Linked DNA regions of Homo sapiens: region 2 is linked to region 1. A link is a loop called in an ENCODE intact Hi-C map of the cell type or tissue named here. Cell type or tissue: endothelial cell of umbilical vein. All regions are shown on one strand. Each heading gives the region's core, and the rest is flanking DNA. Links, peaks and the distances in the headings are about the cores only.

Region 1 (9,670 bases), core at 1,202-9,201:
CAGCAATGTTTTGTAGTTTTCAGCATAGAAGTCTTTCTCCTTGGTTTAAGTATTTTACTCTTTTGGATGCTGTTATAAATGGAATTGTTACTTAATTTCATTTTCAGACTGTTCATTGCTGATGCATAGAAAATGGACTTTCGTGCACTGATCTTGCAATCTGCAACTATGTTGAATTTGTTTATTGGCTCTAGTAGTTGTGTGCATTTTGGTATTGTTATATTTTCTATACATAGAATTATTTCATCTTCAAATAGAGATAACTTTACTGCTTCCTTTCCAGTTTGGAGGCTGTTTATTGCTTTTTCTTGCCTAACTGCTCTGGCTAGGACTTCCAGTACAATATTTAATAGTAGTGGTAAAAATGGGCATTCTTGTCTTGTTCCTGCTCAGTGGGGAAGCTTCTGCTCTTTTACCATTGAGTATAATGTGAGTTGTGGGTTTTGTGTAAGTGACCTTTATCATGTTAAGGAAGTTCTCTGTATTCTGATTTGTTGGTGAGTGTTTGTATCCTGAAAGTGTTTGAAGTGTTGAATTTTGTTGCATGCATTTAATGTATCTATTGTGATATCATTTCCCTCTTTACAGAGTTGTGTTACATTGATGGATTTTTTTTTTTCTTATGTTGAGCCACCCTTGCATTTCTGGGAGAAATCCCACTTGGTCATGATCTATAATCCTTTGAATGTGCTACTGGATTTGGTTTGCTATTTTGTTGAGGATTTTTTGAGTCTATATTCATAAGATATACCGGACAGTCGTTTTGTCTGCCTTTGATATCAAGGTAACGGTGGACTCATAGAATCATACCTTTGATATCAAGGTAACGGTGGACTCATAGATATTCTGCATTTATATTTTTGTAATCACAATTTGTAAAGAATTCTCAAAATCCAACAGTAAGAAAACAAATAATCCAATAAACAAAAAGGCAAGGACTCTTTTTTTTTTTTTTTTTGGAGACGGAGTCTTGCACTCTCACCTAGGCTGGAGTGCAGTGGCACCATCTCGCCTCACTGCAAGCTCCGCCTCCTGGGTTCACGCCATTCTCCTGCCTCAGCCCTCCAAGTAGCTGGGACTACAGGCACCCGCCACCACGCCCGGCTAATTTTTTGTATTTTTAGTAGAGACGGGTTTTCACCATGTTAGCCAGGATGGTCTCGATCTCCTGACCTTGTGATCTGCCCACCTCAGCTTCCCAAAGTGCTGGGATTACAGGCATGAGCCACCATGCCTGGCCGGCAAGGACTCTTAAAAATGCTTTATCAAAAAGGATTTATGGGTGGCAAATGGCATATGAAAAGATGTTCAGCATCATTAGCATCACAAGACATGCTAATGTCAAAACCATGACAAGAGATAACTACACACCTATTAAAATGACTAAAATAAAAATGCTGACAATACCAAGTGTTGGTGAAGCTAAGTAGCACCCAAAAATCTCATATATTGCTGACAGGAATGTGCAGTGCAACAGCCACTCTGGGAAATGATTTGACAGTTTTAAATAAAGTTAAACATACACTTACCATATAACCCAGCCACCCCAGACCCTAGACATCTCTAGAGTATTCACCCTAGAGCAGAGGTCCCCAAAACCTAGGTCATGAACCAGTATCAGTCCATGGCCTGTTAGGAACCAGCCGCACAGAGGAGGTGAGAGGCTGGTGAGTGAGCAAAGCTTTATCTATATTTATAGCCTTGCCCCACTGCTTGCCACCTGAACTCCACCTCCTGTCAGATCAGATCAGCAGCAGCATTAGATTCTCATAGAAGTGCAAACCCTATTGTGAACTGTGCATGTAGGGGATCTAGACTGTGTGCTTCTCATGAGAATCTAATGCCTGATGATCTGTCGCTGTCTCCCAACACCCCAAGATGGGACCATCCAGTTGCAGGAAAACAAGCTCAGGGCTCCCACTGATTCTACATTACGGTGAATTGTATAATTATTTCATTATATATTACAATGTAATAACAATAGAAATAAAATGCACAATAAATGTAAATGTGCTTGAATCATCCCGAAACCATCCGCCCTACTCCCTAAGTCTGTGGAAAAATTGTCTTCCACGAAACCTGTCCCTGATGCCAAAAAGATTGGGGACTGCTGCCCTAGAGAAAGGAAAATTTTGTTCACAGAAAAACCTGTACATGAATGTTTATAGCAGCTCTATTTCTAATTGCCCCAAACTGGCAACAACCCAAATATCCTCTAATGGTTGAACAGATAGACAGATTGTTGCACATTCATATCATGGACTATTACTTGGCAATGAAAAAACAATGAACTTTCCATAAGCACAACATATGAAAATTGTTCCTCCAGATGAATCTCAGAGGAATTATGCTAAGAGGCCAGTCTCCAAAGGTTAAATGCTGTATGCTTCCATTTACATGATGTTCTGGAAAAGACAAAACCACAATGATGAAGAAGAGATCAGTGGCTGTCAGGGATTGGGTTTGAGGGGTAGTGTGACTATCAAGGCATTGCATGAGGGAGGTTCTGGGATGATGGAATTGTTTTGTGTCCTGATTGTAGTGGTGGTTACATGAATCTATACGTGTGCTGAAATCTGTATAATTATATACAACATAGTTAATTTTACTGTATGATAATTTTAAAAATTAAATGAATTAGAAAATGGTTAACAGTTAATACTCACTCATATGGCCAAATGTATAACAACTCTTATGAGGCAGCAGTCTGGCAGAACTTATTTTCTGGTCACAACCCTGCTGACCAAAACAGGATGTGGTCTACACAAAGTGAAGAAACCGCAGGAACCAGCAGATGGTGAGGAAAGTGATCCCTAGCTGCCCTCATTGCTCATTAGCATATGACACTCCCACAAGCACCATGACAGTTTACAAATGTCATGGTAATTACCTGGAAGTTACCACCCCTTTCCTAGGAAGTTCTAAATAACCTGTCCCTCAGTTTGCATTGGCTTGCCCCTTAATTTGCATGTAATTAAAAATGGGTTTATGTGAGTATACAGTTGCCAGGAGCCCATATGTTGCTGACTGAAGTGCACTGCCTAGGAGTTATCCTTGCTCTACAAAGAGCAGTACTGTTCAACAAAAGATTGCCAATTCCACTGGCTTGTCCTTAAAAGCTAAGGACCCTTCTGGGATAAGCACCAATTTTGGGGCTCACCTATTCTGTATCAGTTATACTGACATACCCATTTTGCAGATGAAGAAAAGGAGGCCCAGAGGGGCTGTTGGGTTGCCCAGGGTCTCAGAGCTAATAAATGGCAGAGCTGAGAACCTGATTTGGGCAGTTTGCCCTCATGGTCATTATTCAAAATCTCTTCATTAACTGACTCAACTGGGGGGCACAAGGCCAAATTTTTCTGAGTTTTCAGGTAGCTGGTGATTGTTTTTGTTTAAGTCTCCTAGGATTTTTTTTTTTTTTTTACAAATTACATGTTTTTGTAATTTGTTACATGCTGTAATAAGAACTTTAAAAAAAGTAGATTTACAACAGCTGAATTTCCTAAAATACAGGGTGCTTGATCATAAGACTCTTCAAGAAAAAGATATTTTAGAACACTAATAAATACAATGCGAAAAAACTGTATTCTTATCTGGGTCCTTCTATCAGTGAAGCCAAAAGAGCTATTACAAGACAACTTAAAACTCATTCCAAAGATGAAGGCAGTTGTCTGTACAATGCAGTGCATCCCAGGCATCTCCAAAAGACAGTAATGAGAATCCAACCCGACAGTGAAGGGAGCCATGCCCATCAGGGAAGTTGGTGCAATTGGAAGGAAGGAAGGAAAGAAGAGGTGATCCAATCAGCATATTTTTTCTTTGAGAACATGAATAACAATATTCATCAATTTCTCATACCCACAAAAATGTTCTAAAAAAAACAGAGAAAGCAAGTTAGAAAATCCGCAACCATAGCAAGCAGTATCCTAAAGAAACATAATTATGTGCTCACATACCTGAAAAATGAACAGGTTATATTATATAGATTTTACCAACTCATCAAAGATTGGCCACATACGATGAAGACTTTGAATACCATCCTGAAGTAGGAATAACTAAAATTTGCATAGATGTTATGATCAGATCATTATGAATAAGATGCTAGTATTCATCATTCCAGGAAACCCTAAGCTGGAAACATTCAACATTCAAGCCTAAGTTGGATATTATTCAACACTTTATGCACAAGTAAATGTTAAGGGAGGCAATATGCAGAGTGATTAAGAGTACAAGCTCCGAAATAAACATACTAAGGTCAAATTTATCGCCAGGCACGGTGGCTCACACCTGTAATCCCGGCACTCTGGGAGGCCGAGGTGGGCGGATCACCTGAGGTCGGGAGTTTGAGACTAGCTTGGGCAACATGGCAAAACCCCATCTCTACTAAAAAATACAAAAATCAGCTGGGTGTGGTGGCACATGCCTGTAATCCCAACTACTCAGGAGGCTGAGGCTGGAGAACTGCCTGAACCTGGGAGATGGAGGTTGCAGTGAGCTGAGATCATGACACTGCACTCCAGCCTGGGTGACAGAATAAGACTCCGTCTCAAAAAAAAAAAAAAAAAAAAAAGAAAAAACTAAGGTAAATTTATCATAAAATTGTGGACTTGCACATGCTGGCTAGGTGGAATAGGCATGTTGCTTAACCTCTCTCACCCTCATATCTAAAATAGAATTAAAAATGGTACCTGTCTTATAGGGCTTGCCTGAGGATTAAATGGGATGATTCATGAGAAATATGTAGTTAATAATGTGGTACAGAAAAATACTCAATAAATAGTATTCATGGGCTGGGCGCGGTTGCTCATGCCTGTAATTTCAGCACTTTGGGGGGCTGAGGCGGGTGGACTACCTGAGGTCAGGACTTTGAGACCAGGCTGGCCAACATGGTGAAACCCCCTCTCTATTAAAAATACAAAAATTAGCTGGGCGTGGTGGTGCGTGCTTGTAATCTTAGCTACTTGGGAGGCTGAGGCAGAAGAATCTCTTGAGTCCAGGAGGCAGAGGTTGCAGTGAGCCAAGATCGCACCACTGCCCTCCAGCCTGTGCAACAGAGTGAGACTCTGTCTCAAACAACAACAACAACAACAACAAAACAACAACAACAACAACTGGTATTAATGCAAACAAAACCACACTGTGAATCCACTGCTCACTTACCTGACAGGCAAATGCTCACAGCGCACCCTGCTGGCGAATCTGTGGGAAAACAGGCTCTCAAGTCCACTGCGGGTGCAAGAGTAAATAGCACTTACACATCTGGGAATTTACTCTTTACACATTTGCATATACAAGCTTTGCCACTGTAGTACTGTTTGTAACAGCAAAACCCAGGAGACACCCACATGTCCTTCACAACAAATGACCTCCAAAATCTACTGTTAAATGGAAAAAGATGTAGATAGTGGTGGGCAGGCTGACACACTTGTGAATAAGAATCGCTGCAGATCTATTGGATCTAAGATGCCAGGAGTGACAAAGCCACCATTAATTTATATGCCACTAAGAAAGACCATTGCTGATTAAATTGGCACAATGCTTAGAATTTTATATTTGAGAACTCATTTAGACTTATTTAGACATGAATTTATATCATATCAACTTTGGGCACAAATAAAAAGGAAACATATAGACAAAATAAATATGTTAAGGTATTAGGTGACACCAGGACTGCCTTCTTGTATGATGCATTCTGATTTCAGAGTTGCTAAAATATGGGAAACAATGGATGCCTCAGAATAGACAGAGAGTATCGGCTTGTATTTAGGAACTCTGCAAGGACAACTAAGAAACTTATAGTGGGGAGGGAGGGAGGGAGGGGAAATTGGGCAAATGGCATGGATAAGAAGGGAGGTATCTAAGACATTTTTTGGCACCATGTAAATATATTACCTATTTAAAAGTAATTTTTTTTAAAAAGGCCATTCCCAGGTCATAGTCAAGATTTTGAACTTCATTTAGAAGTACAGCTTCTTCCCTCTCTCAGGGGCAGGGTCGCAGGGGACATGGGGAAGGGCCTGCTGGTTTCCTGTGGCCGGTGCAGATGCTCTGGGCTTCCCTCTAGGGTGCACTTGTTGGTTCTTCAGATCTTGGTTCACTTCCCTTGAGGAAGCCAATAGATTCTCTAGCTGGCTGCTTGTAACTCCTCCCTCAGTCCTGCAACCCAAGGTCTATCTTGCACTAAGGTCCCTCTGTCCTTCCAGAGCAAGACCCAGGACAGTCCAGTCTGGCTGCCTCATGGGTCCACATTTGGCTGATGGGACTTATAGCACAAGCTCCTTCACACCAAGTTCTCTTTGCTTCATCAGCCTCTTGCTTTCAAGATTGCTCAGGTGTGAGGTGGGTGCCTGGCACCTTCGTCATCTCCAAGCTCTTGAGTGGTCTCCTTGAGACACCAATCCCTAGGCTGAGGGAGAAGGAAAGCTCCCCCTTCCCCTGTGCACTCAAAGCCCTCCAGTAACTTCCTTTAAAGAAAACTCTTCTCAGAGCTCCAACTTGAACCTTTAACGTCTTTGGTGTGGGAAAGAGGCAAGGAGACACACAGCTAGTTTTTGACCATGTCTTTGAAAGCCCTGTGTGTGGACAGCAATTCATCCTGGGAGGTGGAGTAGCTAGGCCCCCTATTGCCTTGGGAACCCAGCCAAATTGGGATGGAAATAATTCCATCTTAGTATATTGTCACATGGATGATCAAACTAAGGAACCTGCCGAGGCCACACAGCTAGTACCCAGCAGGCTGACTCCTAAGCCTGAGCTTTTCCTGCTGCAGGTGGTTCACCCAGAGCTGACTTAAAATAAGCTCATGGTACAGAGGCCAGGCCAGGAGGATGGAGTTAGATGGCCCTTGGTTCAAACTCAGTTGTCATTTATTAGTAGTGTGTCCTTGACTGCTTTCTCCTCTCTGATTCTCCGATCATTTAACCAATAGACGTTTAATGGCCAGGTTGTCTACCACGTGCAAGGCACTCAATTTCATTCTCTGTAAAGATGTGAATAATAAAAGCACCTGTTTCACAGGAGTGTTGAGAATTAATGAGATCATGCTCAAGTGTTTGACAGCGCCCGGCACATGGTAAGGGCTACACAGCAGCACCTATTGTCATTCATAAAGTTCCTCCTATGCGTCAAGGGCTTCACAGACATCTTTAATCCCCATAGTCTAAGAGGTAGGAACTACCATTATCCCTGTTTTCTGAATGAGGAAGCCAAGGCTCAGAGAAGCTTAGGTGACTTGTCTAAGGTCATGCCTGGTATAAGATGGAACCTAAGTTCAAAGCCTGCCCCAAGCCTCCACATGCCCTCTGAGTTTGTCTCTTGAGGAAGGACAACTTTTTTGCCTTTTCGTCAGAGAACCAACCTTTAATCACCCTTCACAACCCAGTTCAAGGGTGTCCGCTTCCGTTTTCCCTGTCCCTCCCTGCCCGACCCAATCGTCCCTCCTGCCACTGCCTTTGTGCCTGCCTTTTTCACAGCAGTAGAGCCTCGGGGTCAAGGGCTGTGGCTCTGCGTTCAGGTAGTTGGGGATTCAAATGCCTCTTACTCCGTGTGTGGCTTCAGGCAAGTCCCATCACCGCTCTAAGCCTCAGTAACTTCTTCCATAGTGGGCTAACCATGGTACCCTTGGGTTGTTAAGGCACAAACGGCCTGGCACAAAGTGAGTGCTCAAATGATGGCAGCTGCTATTACGATTAGTAGTAGCAAGTCCTAGTCCTGGCATTGAGGTTCTCAGTTGCTCAACACGGAGGGTAACTGGCCCTTAATAAACCTCTTGGTCCAGCTGAGACAGGGCAAGAAGGGACTGGGGACATTCCTGTCACACCCGCTTCCTACCCCAGACACATCTTCTTAGCACCTGTTGCAGGAACACCCTGTGGCTCTAGGTGCCCTTTAGGACGCCCCCTCATGGCTGAGAACCTGCTTTGGGAGGAGGGACTGCAGTTCCCAAGCAGGCACCACATGGGGGTGCTTTAAAAGCCTTCTTGCCTTCCATCCTTTTAGATAAGGTCTGGTCTCCATTTCACAGGTTCATCCAAGCACGCACTTGTTGAGGATCTACTATGCGTCAGACACCATGCCACCTGCTCCGGATACAAGAGTGAGGAACAGGCATTTCTGCCCTCATGGAGTTTATAAGCTAGTGGGGGGACCAAGGAAACAAGCACGTTAATAAATAGAGTACATATTAGATGGAGCAGAGAGAAGAAAAATGAAGCAGGTCAAAGGGATGGAGGGTGGTGGGAAGGGGCCAGGGCCTATGGGGCTCTGCAGGTCTTAGAAGTTTCCAGGGGTAATGGAAAGCTCCCAAGGACGTTAAAGGATGGGAGTGGCAGGCTGTGGTTAATGGTGCCAAAGAAGCCCTTTGCCTGGGTGGGGCAAGGGCAGAAGCTGGGGGACTGATGAGATTCTGCAGTCATAGGTGAGTGACTACGGAGGCTGGCCCAGATGATCGTAGGGGAGGGGTGACCAGGGGCACCCAGAGGATTGCTGATGGACTGGACATGGCATGAGATGAGGCCACCGAAACAGAGAGGCACAGTCACAGTGCAGGAGCTCAGACTGGGACCTGGGTCAGATGCTACAAGTCAAAAAGTGTTTTCTACTCTGCTTCCCTGTCCTGGCCTGGGAAGAGTGTGGCCTGGAAGAGGGGGACTGGGATCCCCAGCCACACACCCTCAACACAGGAGCCCAACGCCCATTTAAAGAAGGAAGGCCTTTTATTTGGGCCTGGGAATCAGGAGTTGGCAGTTCTCTCTGAAATGCTGGGAGTTAGGAGACAGGGAGCAGCAGGGAACCCTTATTTCTGTACCAGCTGCTTCCCCTGAATGAGCTCTAAGTCATCTTTAAGCTCCTGGCAGGGAAGGGCATGCTTTGTCCTATGGATGGGTATGAAAAGGGCCGCTGCCCCTCTGGAAGACACTTTGGAACGCCATTAAAGCCATGCCTAGCTCTTGACCACATGCCTGCTTCTTCCCTGGCCTTCTACTGAGGAAGCAGCCGGATCTGTGCAAGACTCTACCTACAGGGTTGCTGGGCATGATTGTTAACAAGATCAAACAACCCACATCCCACAGCAAAGACTAGTTAAAACTGCACTTTTAGAAAGGGCATCATGACAATTACTTTGCCTATTTTTCATTTTGATGAGTTTTGGGTATCTATCAAGGCATATCCAATGAACTGACATGCATCCTTGTCCTGGCCCATTTAATGCCAGGAGGTTCTCTTACCAACCAGTTTTTGGGGAGATCCAAAATGCCCCAGTTGAGAACTGAATTCAGAAGCCCCGGAACCAGTGGCTGAGTATCCTTTTTCTTCTAAACCTGTGAAAACCTATCTGGGTGGATGGGCCTTTCCATCTGGACTGCCCAAAACAGAAAACTAGGGCTGGGAACATCCTTCCCCAGCCTGGAACCAGACCAGTGTGATCCCTGGTCCAAGGTCAGAGGGACTGTCTCTCAACTGTGGTGGCTGCATCAACAATATAGGTAAGAGTTAGATCACCTGCCTCGCTTACTTCCCAGAGGTGCTGGGGGCCCTGTGCAAACTACCGTAGATGATACAGGTTTTAAGTGGGTGTTTTTACAATCTCTTCTGCAATATACTAATTAATTAAGCAGACACTGTGAGAAGGAGGTAGGGGGAGGTCAAGTGTATGTATATGGGCCTGGCA
Region 2 (9,670 bases), core at 1,117-9,116, 65 kb before region 1:
GAACAGGCAACACTAGCCTATGGTGGAAAAGAATTACAATTACCACCTCCAAGGGCGGGGTGGGGTTGACTGGGGAAGGCCATATTGGAATTTTCTGGTATGGTGATGTTCTTTATCCTGGCAGGGGCACAAAAGTGTAAACAAACACTACTCTCTAGTCTAGTCAATGACACGTACTGGGGGAATTGTAGTGATGTCTGCCATTTACTCTGAAGAGACATAATGGATAGTTTGATGGACAGATGGATAGACAGGTGATATATAGATACAGTAACATGTTTATGATAGAATCTAGGTGGTGGGTATACAGGTGTTCATTTTAATCATCTTTGTGTTGTTTGAGAATTTTTATAAAAATGTTGGGGATGGTAAGATGTGACCCTGGAATATGACTCTGGCACTCTAAAAACCATAAATTAACAAAAAGAACTTAGAAAGCCATTAAGCAAGCTGTTGAATAATTTCCTTTTTAAAATCAATGGTTCTCAACCTGGGCAATTTTGGAAGGTGTCTAGAAAGGTGTGGGAGCATTCTTGACGGTCTCTAGAACTCTCAGTAAGGGCAAAGTGTTCCTGGCACCCAGGGCAGGGTCCAGAGAAGCTACTGCAACCACGCAGCCTCTCCACAGGACTGTCTTTCTACATTAAATGTTACTGAGGAATACCAATTTAAAATCAGAGTCTTCTCTTCGTATCTCATTAATTTGCTTGCAGTTGCTTGTAGCACATCTCCAAGTGGACTGTGACTCACTTCTCAAAAATGTGTTGTATCTCCCACTTTTCTGTAACCCAAGAACCCCGAGCATAGTGCTCTACCCAGAACACATATTTAATAAACATTTGGTAACAGGGGAGGGGATGTTCCCTGACTATCCCAGCTTGCCCTTTCAGGCAGCTCCTTTGATGCAAACCTACCCCACATTCCCCCTCCTCTGACCCCCAACCCGTTAATAGCCAGTGAGGAAGGATGTTCACTGCTGCATTCTTCTGCCAAGACACAATCTTGAAACTGCATCCCCACTGCCACCCTCCTTCACCCTGCCCAACCCCATCCCCCTGCACCAAATGGCAGGGGAGGCACCTGAAAATAACCACCATGACACAGAGCTGAGAAAAGCCGGCATAAAGCACTTTTATTGCAATAATAAAACTTGAGACTCATAAATGGTGCTGGGGGAAGGGTGCAGCAACGATTTCTCACCAAATCACTACACAGGACAGCAAAGGGGTGAGAAGGGGCTGAGGGAGGAAAAGCCAGGAAACTGAGATCAGCAGAGGGAGCCAAGCATCAAAAAACAGGAGATGCTGAAGCTGCGATGACCAGCATCATTTTCTTAAGAGAACATTCAAGGATTTGTCATGATGGCTGGGCTTTCACTGGGTGTTAAGTCTACAAACAGCACCTTCAATTGAAACTGTCAATTAAAGTTCTTAAGATTTAGGAAGTGGTGGAGCTTGGAAAGTTATGAGATTACAAAATTCCTGAAAGTCCATTAGAAAAACCACAGGATGAAAAAAAAAAAAGGCCACAAAGAAGGCTTCAGAGGTCCCTGCTGGCCCAGGGACAGATACCTGTAGTGTCCAGCATTGCAGTGAACATGATCTACTTTCAAAGGCAGAGGGTTTAAGGGGAGGGTGGGTGGGAATGGTGGAGGCAAAGGCTCTCCCCATCCCCACCTCAGTTTTAGGTAGGGCTTTTAATTTAACCCAAAGACATCTCTCAACTTGGAGAGTAATTCAGTCCTCAACAGCGCCTCAAATCTGCTATGGCTTTGCAGCGCAGCAGCAAGAATGTTTAATATATAATAGATAAAAATTTCATCCAAAAAATTAAAATAAAATATTCTTGCAAACCCCCCCCCCAACACCAATTCCTATTCTAATGTTAACCTACCACTTGTGCTGTTAATACTTGACCATGTACTTAATTGGAAACCTATATCCAAAAGACTGAAACTGAATCTTCACCCCAAAATGAAAACAAAATAAAATGAATAACTTGAGGTTTATGGCATATAGTTTAGGTAAACACACATACGAGGAGAAAGGGGAAGAGGAAACAGAGGTGTCGGAAGCAAAGCTGAGTGACAGAACACATTCAGTCAGGGCAGATGTCTATACAAAGTGGAGTGGAACATCAGGAAAAGCTCCATATGGATTCATGTGCACATGTCTGGAGGCACCAGATCCCTCCATGGCAGATCTGTTGGGGACAGAAAATCTGTGAGTTTCCAGCAACTCAGTGTTCTTTGTGTGCAGTGGCGACAGCCACGATGCCATCTGCCACGCCAAATCCCTTCCCCAACAGCTGAGCAGTCTGAGACCAAGCCACTTCTGTTCCAGCTGGAGACAGCCAGAAAGACTTGGGCTGGGTCCCAGGTGAAACAAACTTTCTCCTTAAATTGATCTGTGTGTTTTGTTTAATCTAAGGTTAAGTTTGCCTTGCTGAGGACAGCAGGAGGGCTAGCCACCCATGCTGCTGACAATACAGTTCCCCACTATCATTGGGTCTCAAACTGTGCTACATATAGGCATCACCTGGGGGCTTTAAAAAACTCTTAATGCCTGGGTTCCACTCCCATGATTATGATTAACTGGTTTAGGGTTTGACCTGGGCATCAGGAAAGTCTTAAAAATTTCCCAGGTGACTCTCATGTGCAGTCCAGACTGAGAATAAACTGGTCATTCATAATGTTGAGTATACTGGGAAAATATCTCCAGTATTCATTCATTCACTCAACTTAAAACTTTCTGGGTTTGCCCTTGGATTTTCCTTCCAGACTCTTGCAAGAAGCTGAGACATTCTTTGGCAGTGGGTTGGGAGGGTTACTCGGGGTGACTTGTAGCCTTTATCCCTCTCTCCCCTCCCTCTACCTCATCAAGTTTACAGAAAGCCTGTTCCCAACCAGGAAAATAATTCCAAGGCTCCCTCGAGTACAGTTATGTTCAAAAAATGACTCAGCTCTCAAAGAACAGGAAAGGGATTTTGGCCTAGGTGCAGACCTCTGGGCAGACAAAGGCCCTGTAAAGTGCCAGGGATTCCCTCCCAGTAGCAATGACAGGTGAAGAAACCAGTTATCAAACTTAACCAGGCCTGTATTACCAAGGTGTGTGTGGTTCAAACAGAGAGTTTAAAAAGCCCCTCCACTTACAGATGTGCACAACAGGACCAGGTTACAAGTAGCTCTGACTGCCATCACAAATAGGATGGCAGCCATTTGTTGTGGCTTTCAAACAAAAGTGTCCTCACCCAGGCCTTGGCTGTGACCCTCTGGTTCCTATGGCAGGAGGGGAGCAAATAAAAAGGTCTGGGGCCAGTTGGAAGGAAGCCAGTAGCATTCATGTACTTAATGATTCTAACACTTACATGAAAAGTTACGTGCTACTAGGATACTGAGTTTAGTTCCTAAGAAATGAGGGTGGAAGAGGGGAAAATCAACAAACAGGGGCTCTGGTCCTACTTTGCCACTGCCTGGATGTGACCTTGAGTAAGGCCTTTCTCTCTGGCCCTGTTTCCTTACTGTTGCACAATAAAGCTGATGCAGAGGCCCCTAAGATCCCTTCCTAGAACTGTCTGATCTAAGAGCATCCTTTCAACTTCACAAGCATCCTCTGGCTTCATTTTTCCACTTCACTCACTGATAAGCTGGCCTGGGGGCCTCAAGTGTCCTGGGTGTGGACCCTGAGCAGGTGGACCGATGCAGGAATGCCTCCCTCATACCATCTAATAGGCAGTAACCACAAACCACAGTGAAGAGAGAGCCGCAGAAGCTAGGACATGATATTCATATCCAAAGGGCTTTTTTTTTCCCCCTCTAGCTTCTAGAAACACAGGGTAGAACAAAGTCATTCATTAAGAGTCTTATTTCCAAAGAACTAAAATGTTGGCACTACAAATTTGGCCTACATTTCCATAGTCCTCAATTCAGTTTTAATTTATAAACTACATAGAAAAACATTTAAACAGCTGCCATCTCCATGAGTTGAACTGGGAACATACACATGCCAATTCCTTTCCTTAGGGTGACCAATTTTTACATTCAAAGCATACACTAATAACACTGAAAGGATACTCAATACAGAAAGAATGCAGGGGGAAAAATAGCCTTGTGGTGTTTTTTGTTCTCTCTGCTACCCATCAAACGCTGGGCATAACATGGGAGGAGCAAAGGCAGTGAAGGGCCCTTCAGTATTCCATTTCCTTACCCAAGAACAGGGAGCTAAGGGAGGAGGCCATTCCTGTCATTCCAGTTTTAGAAGCTCCACATCGAAGACGAGAGTGGCATGTGGTGGGATGATGCCTGGGTGCCCAGTGGCACCATAGGCATAATCTGGAGATATAGTCAGTTTGGCTCTCTGACCCACACTCATCTGTGAAAAGAACAAGGAAGACAGACTCAGCTGGACACATGCCCCAACTGTCTCTGTAAGAAAAAGAGCTGTTTACCTAGGTGTTCCTTGGCCAGGATGGTATTGACTTTCCAGTGACTTTGCAGCTGCCCAGGCATCACCACCTCCTTGTGCAGGACTTGGAGGTTGGCAGTCATATTCCATCACCCCTGCATCTCACTCCAAGAAGCCCAATGGCAGTTCAAAACCCCTCCTGACTCTCAGAACGGTCAGGCCCTCAACCTTTCTACGCAAGTCTTAATGACTAATGCTAGGCAGGTAACATTCCAGATGTCTCACCACCTAGTCCCCTTCAGTGATCTGTCACTTAAAGGACATGTTAAGTGCCATCTATGCTCTTCTTGAAAAAGGAATACTCAACTTTGCTTTAAAAAAATATATACACAGGAAGTAATACTTGAGGGTAGTCTATTTTTTCTGTATTTTTTCTATTTATACTCTTTTACCCATATAGGAAAACTTCAAAAAAGACAATATGATTTTCTGGGCTACAAAATAGCATTTACTGAATACCATTTGTGAAAATATTGATATGCCTACAACAGAAAACATCTTTGGAAGGACATACCAGACATTTGCTGTGAGGAGAACAGTATGGATAGTGAGTGACCAGTAAGGAGAGATTTCTACTTTAAAAAATATATTTGTGTATATTTTCAGTTTCAAATTAAATACACAAATAAGTATAAAATATCTACTTTCTGAACAGTGAGCAGGTTCTCTGCAGTATTTCCATCCTTTGACTTATCTCTGCTTTTGGTCTCCATGTGTATGTTCCCGACTTTCCAACTCCACCAGACAGAGGATGAATAAAGAGGAAGCTCCAGGCTGTGAAGCGTCTAGTCCTTGCTCCCCTCAGAAGCTGGGACATGTTGGACCAAGGTGGTAAGGATAGTGAGGTATGGCTTTACCTTGTACAATTCAAAACAATCATATTCCTTGACTCAGCAATTCTATTTCCAGAATATTCTGCTAACAACTCAAAAGTCCATCACAGAAGGAGTGGTTTCATAGGCATATCCACACCAGGGATTAGTCATGAGAAATCATATAGTGGTGGCTTTAAATGTATTAACATGAAAAGATGTCCAAGATGGATGAAAGAAAGCTGCCAAAATGGTCCTTGTGGCAGGCAGGACTCCACGCCTGCAAACATGTAAAACCAAAACAATATCAAAAGGAAAGGAAAAGGGTCACAAGTCAATCTCCCCTTCTTCCTGTGTTTTTAACTCACTTGGTGAAAAAATATGCTATGAAGAATTTAAAAGATATTTTATGTAGATCTCAAACTACCCAGACTTCTCACAAATGACAGGGCTGTGACTGACCCCAAAATACCAGTTAAAGGGGGAGTCAGGCATCTGTCCAATACTCGACCATGCCTCTCCAAGCCTGGGAAGTGAAGTAGGCCGATAACACTATCTCGATGGCAGATACAGCACTCAGTACATACAACGCAGTGATTGTTCCAATGCTGGAGCAGTCACAGAAGATGGGTTGTGGTATGAACAATGGCTGGCATGAAAGATGGGGGATGGGCTACAGATCCAAGAGCCAGACAGACTAGGGAGACAGAGGCAAAAAGCTATGGTTGGCAAGGTTTCCCAAGGGAAGTAAACTACAAAGCCTCTTCCTCACACTGCCAACCCTCTGCCCTGCAGGAACAGAAACCCAGACACCTGGGAGTGGGATGGCTTCAAGTTCCTGAAAGTTGAGCAGTTTATTTGGAGATAAATCAGTGATATTTTATAGAGGAAGTAGAGCAATGTGTATTCTGGAAAAGAGAGAGACAGAAATCTGTCTTTTCATCTTGGTTAAATTTCTAATTCTCCTGGGTGAGAGGGAAGCAGACTAATTACCCATCATGCAGAGCCTAATTATAAAGTTCCTTGGGTCTCAGGTCACTGAAAAACATCCCTTTACCTGGTTAGAGCCAAGAAAAAATTCCTAGGTTTGATGGAAAGACAGAATCCAACTAAAATTTGGCAACCCTGGGTCCCTATTGTCTCCTGGGAATTTTGTAGTGTTGGCAGAACAAAAGCTGTTTCCACAAATGGGGAGGAAAGAGATTAGGAAACACACTCAAGACAAACGAAATGACTTTCTCCATAAGTATGACGTCTCAGAAGTGGTCTCACACAATATGGGTAATAGATAAATACAAATTAAAACCACTGATATCATGTTTTACTCTTATTGTCCAGAGGCCAAAGATTTAACAATATACTGTGATGCTGGGGCTGGGAGGAGATTGCACCTTTATAGCCTGGTGGTGGCAGTCCAGAGTGCAACCCCTAGAGATGGTAACTTGACAAGACCTCTCAAAAACACTACACACAGCTTTTGAGCCCCTCATCCCACTTCTGAGAGTAAGTCCTATGGCAACATGTGCACACGTGGAAAATGAAGTCTGTACAAGGTGAGTTACTGCAGCATTGTTTATAATAGCAAAATACTGGAAATGACTCAAATACTCATTAATAGGGCACTAGCCAAGTAAATTATAGCACACTTACATAAACGAATACTAGGCAGCTGTAACAGAGCTTACTCCTCATTTTTTCTTTCTTTTTTGAAATGGAGTTTCGCTCTCGTCATCCAGGCTGGAGCGCAATGGCACAATCTTGGCTCACTACAACCTCCGCCTGCTGGGTTCAAGTGATTCTCCTGCCTCGGCCTCCCAAGTAGCTGGGATTACAGGCACCTGCCACCACGCCCGGCTAATTTTTGTATTTTTAATGGAGATGGGGTTTCGCCATGTTGGCCAGGCTGGTCTCGAACTCCGGACCTCAGGTGATCCATCCATCTTGGCCTCCCAAAGTGCTGGGATTACAGGAACTCCTGACCTCAGGTGATCCACCCATCTTGGCCTCCCAAAGTGCTGGAATTACAGGCATGAGCCACCGCGCCCAGCCTACTCCTCTTTTATGTAGTGGTATTGCAAGTGTCAAAAATGCATTAAGTGAAAAAGTAAACTGCAAAACAGTATGTGTGTGAAAGCAAGAAAAAAGTTATGTTTTTATATGTGCTTAAACCACAGTACAAGAAACATTAACAACAGGAGCTTCTTGTGGGGGTATTGGTCAGATGGGATGGCATGAGGGTGAGACTTTTCACTTTTTTTATTTTTGAACCGTATAAATATGCCACCTATAAAAAAATATAAAAGGTAAATACTAGAAAGCAAAACAAAACAAATGAGAGAGCATACCTGGGCAACCCCTTCTTCCCAGCCTCGGATCACCTCCTGCTTGCCTAGCATAAACTTAAAGGGCTTGTTTCTGTCCCGGGAGGAATCAAATTTCTTTCCATCTTCAAGCATCCCTGTGAAAAAGACGACTGTAACATGAGCAGCAGAGTAATGACACAAGACAAGTCAGAAACCAGCAGCAGAGCACTCATCAGAGATGCCAGTGCTGAAGAGTCTGGCAGGAACTGCAGTATCTAGGGAGGGTTTCCTGTGACCTCACTGGACATCTAAGGAGTTGCGACAGTCCTACTCCAGACCTGTGAATGCTCTTCCCTGACTCCAAGCAATAACTCGACTACAAAAGGACCCCGCGTACCAGAGATGAGCGGCAGTCCACCTTCTTCTGGAGATGGGGAGTATAAACTTCCTCCTGCCCTGACTCTCCCAGCACCCCGTGGATTTTCTCCCCAGCTAAAAATAACTGTGGTCCCTCGAGGTGCACACTATGTCTAGAAGTCACACACAGTGCAAGAAGCAATATTCCTTCCCAAAATCCCCCATCATCTTTCACATATAATGTGTGTATATATTGCTCCTCCATTGTTCAGTGCAGGCAAATCCCCCTCCACCATCTGCCACCCCCATGGGCTCCTCTGTGGTTCACTAATTGTGACCTACACACATTGCTGCTCTCCAGGCTGTGGGTCAGCACTATGGGATGTGGTAAGAGGAAGCTATAAGGCAAGCTTTCACCCTCATTCTAGTGCCAAGTGTCTCACACCAACAGGGAACCTGGGGCGTAAAGCTGGCCCCTTGTAGGCTGGTTCCTGAGTTGTCATAATTTTCCTGGGAAAGTAAAAACCAACCTAGGCTGAAATAGAGAAATGAAAGAAAGAATTTGTGCAGCATTCATCCCACTTATTTTATCCAATGCTGCCCCACAAAACAACCCATGCTCATTTTTGCACAGCTAATACTTTGTAACAGAGATGACTGAAGAGAACAGGAATACTAAGGAGGTTGCAGTGGTGGCCCTTCAAGAATTAACTCAGTAAACCCAGCCAACTGCTAGCAACTCTGTGGCCAGTGGTTCCACTCTGAGTTACTCTAAATGGGCTAGGTGCTTTCCACACATGAACGAATGCAATTCTTTCTCCACAGCACTATCCCCATTTCACAGATGAAGAAACTGAGGCAGACAGGGAGAAGTGAAAATAGTAAATAGTAAAATTTACTATTATAAAAATAGTAAATTTATAATTTAGTAAAATAGTAAAACTACGTTATAAATTATAAACCCAAATACCATGCTCTTTCTATTATTCCAGTTTCCCAGAAGCTGGACAAGCCACGACGGCGCCTTCCAATAAAAGGGGAACTCCAGAGACGCTATGAGAAAAGAGGAACAGACATCTGCAATAGATATCTGCAACTTCCTTTTCAAAAACACCATCGGCATTGCTTTCTCAGGAAGCCACTGCCAGCCTATTGTGATAGCTGACACTGAGTTCCTGAGAATTCTCTAATTAGGATCCCAGATTGGAGGGTCAGCCAGTGGTTAACATATAATGGACACAAAACTGATTTTACTGGAAGACTGAGGGTGGGCACTCACCATGGTTCTAAGCATTCATTACTCAGAAGATCCATAAAAACATTACAGTTCTGTTGTGTAAGAGTTTAGGAAAAAAAGAAAATCCTGACAAAAATCCCAACCTAAAAAACAGTGTCAACATTTGTAAGTAGGATGGGGAGGCAGAGATGAATTGGCAGTGTTATCACAGCTACTGGACTATGTGGACTTTAACAAAGTAAGAAACGGGTGGGGGTTGGGTGGTGGTATCTTAATAGAGCAGGAGTAGAGACGGATGTCCTGGGGCAGAATGGGTACCAATGCTGCCTGAAGCCTGGAGCTGGGAGCTGAGGACTAAGAGGTAGACAGGAGGGTGGGGACCGGTACCTGCTCCAAGGAACTGGTGCCCCAGAACTGGTGAGCTGGGGTATGCATTTAGCTCATTCGTTTACCAGAATGCAGTCACCACCTGATGAAAGAAATGACTAATGGCAGGAC

What was found. A loop is a pair of places that touch in the nucleus more often than their neighbours do. Peaks named below come from ENCODE experiments on the same cell type or tissue, not always from the same donor. Only the 100,000 strongest peaks of a DNase experiment are listed, where the experiment ranks them.
Region 2: a loop joins it to region 1, with 5 times the contacts of the local background. A loop is called at or near these places in 11 of 110 quality-filtered maps.

The regions. Positions count from the first base shown.
Region 1 is chr20:1,432,292-1,441,961 of GRCh38, forward strand. No RefSeq gene overlaps it. Among named protein-coding and RNA genes, the nearest start is that of NSFL1C, 30 kb to the right of the region's middle. In endothelial cell of umbilical vein, for the core only: CTCF peaks have their summits at 5,195 (motif pointing left) and 7,922; DNase peaks (open chromatin) are centred at 2,800 and 5,170; H3K27ac peaks cover 1,047 bases.
Region 2 is chr20:1,367,871-1,377,540 of GRCh38, forward strand. FKBP1A (FKBP prolyl isomerase 1A) reads right to left here. Exons shown (of 5, transcript NM_000801.5): 3 at 7,621-7,733; 4 at 4,206-4,370; 5 at 1,108-2,202. The coding sequence ends at 4,242. All of the region lies in intron 2 of FKBP1A-SDCBP2 (FKBP1A-SDCBP2 readthrough (NMD candidate)), which reads right to left. SDCBP2-AS1 (SDCBP2 antisense RNA 1) reads left to right here. Exons shown (of 3, transcript NR_040049.1): 2 at 5,208-5,308; 3 at 8,928-9,670. Among named protein-coding and RNA genes, the nearest start is that of MIR6869, 20 kb to the right of the region's middle. RefSeq lists an enhancer at 9,519-9,670. In endothelial cell of umbilical vein, for the core only: no CTCF peak of the experiment used is centred there; DNase peaks (open chromatin) are centred at 5,771, 6,701, 6,721 and 7,861; H3K27ac peaks cover 4,740 bases.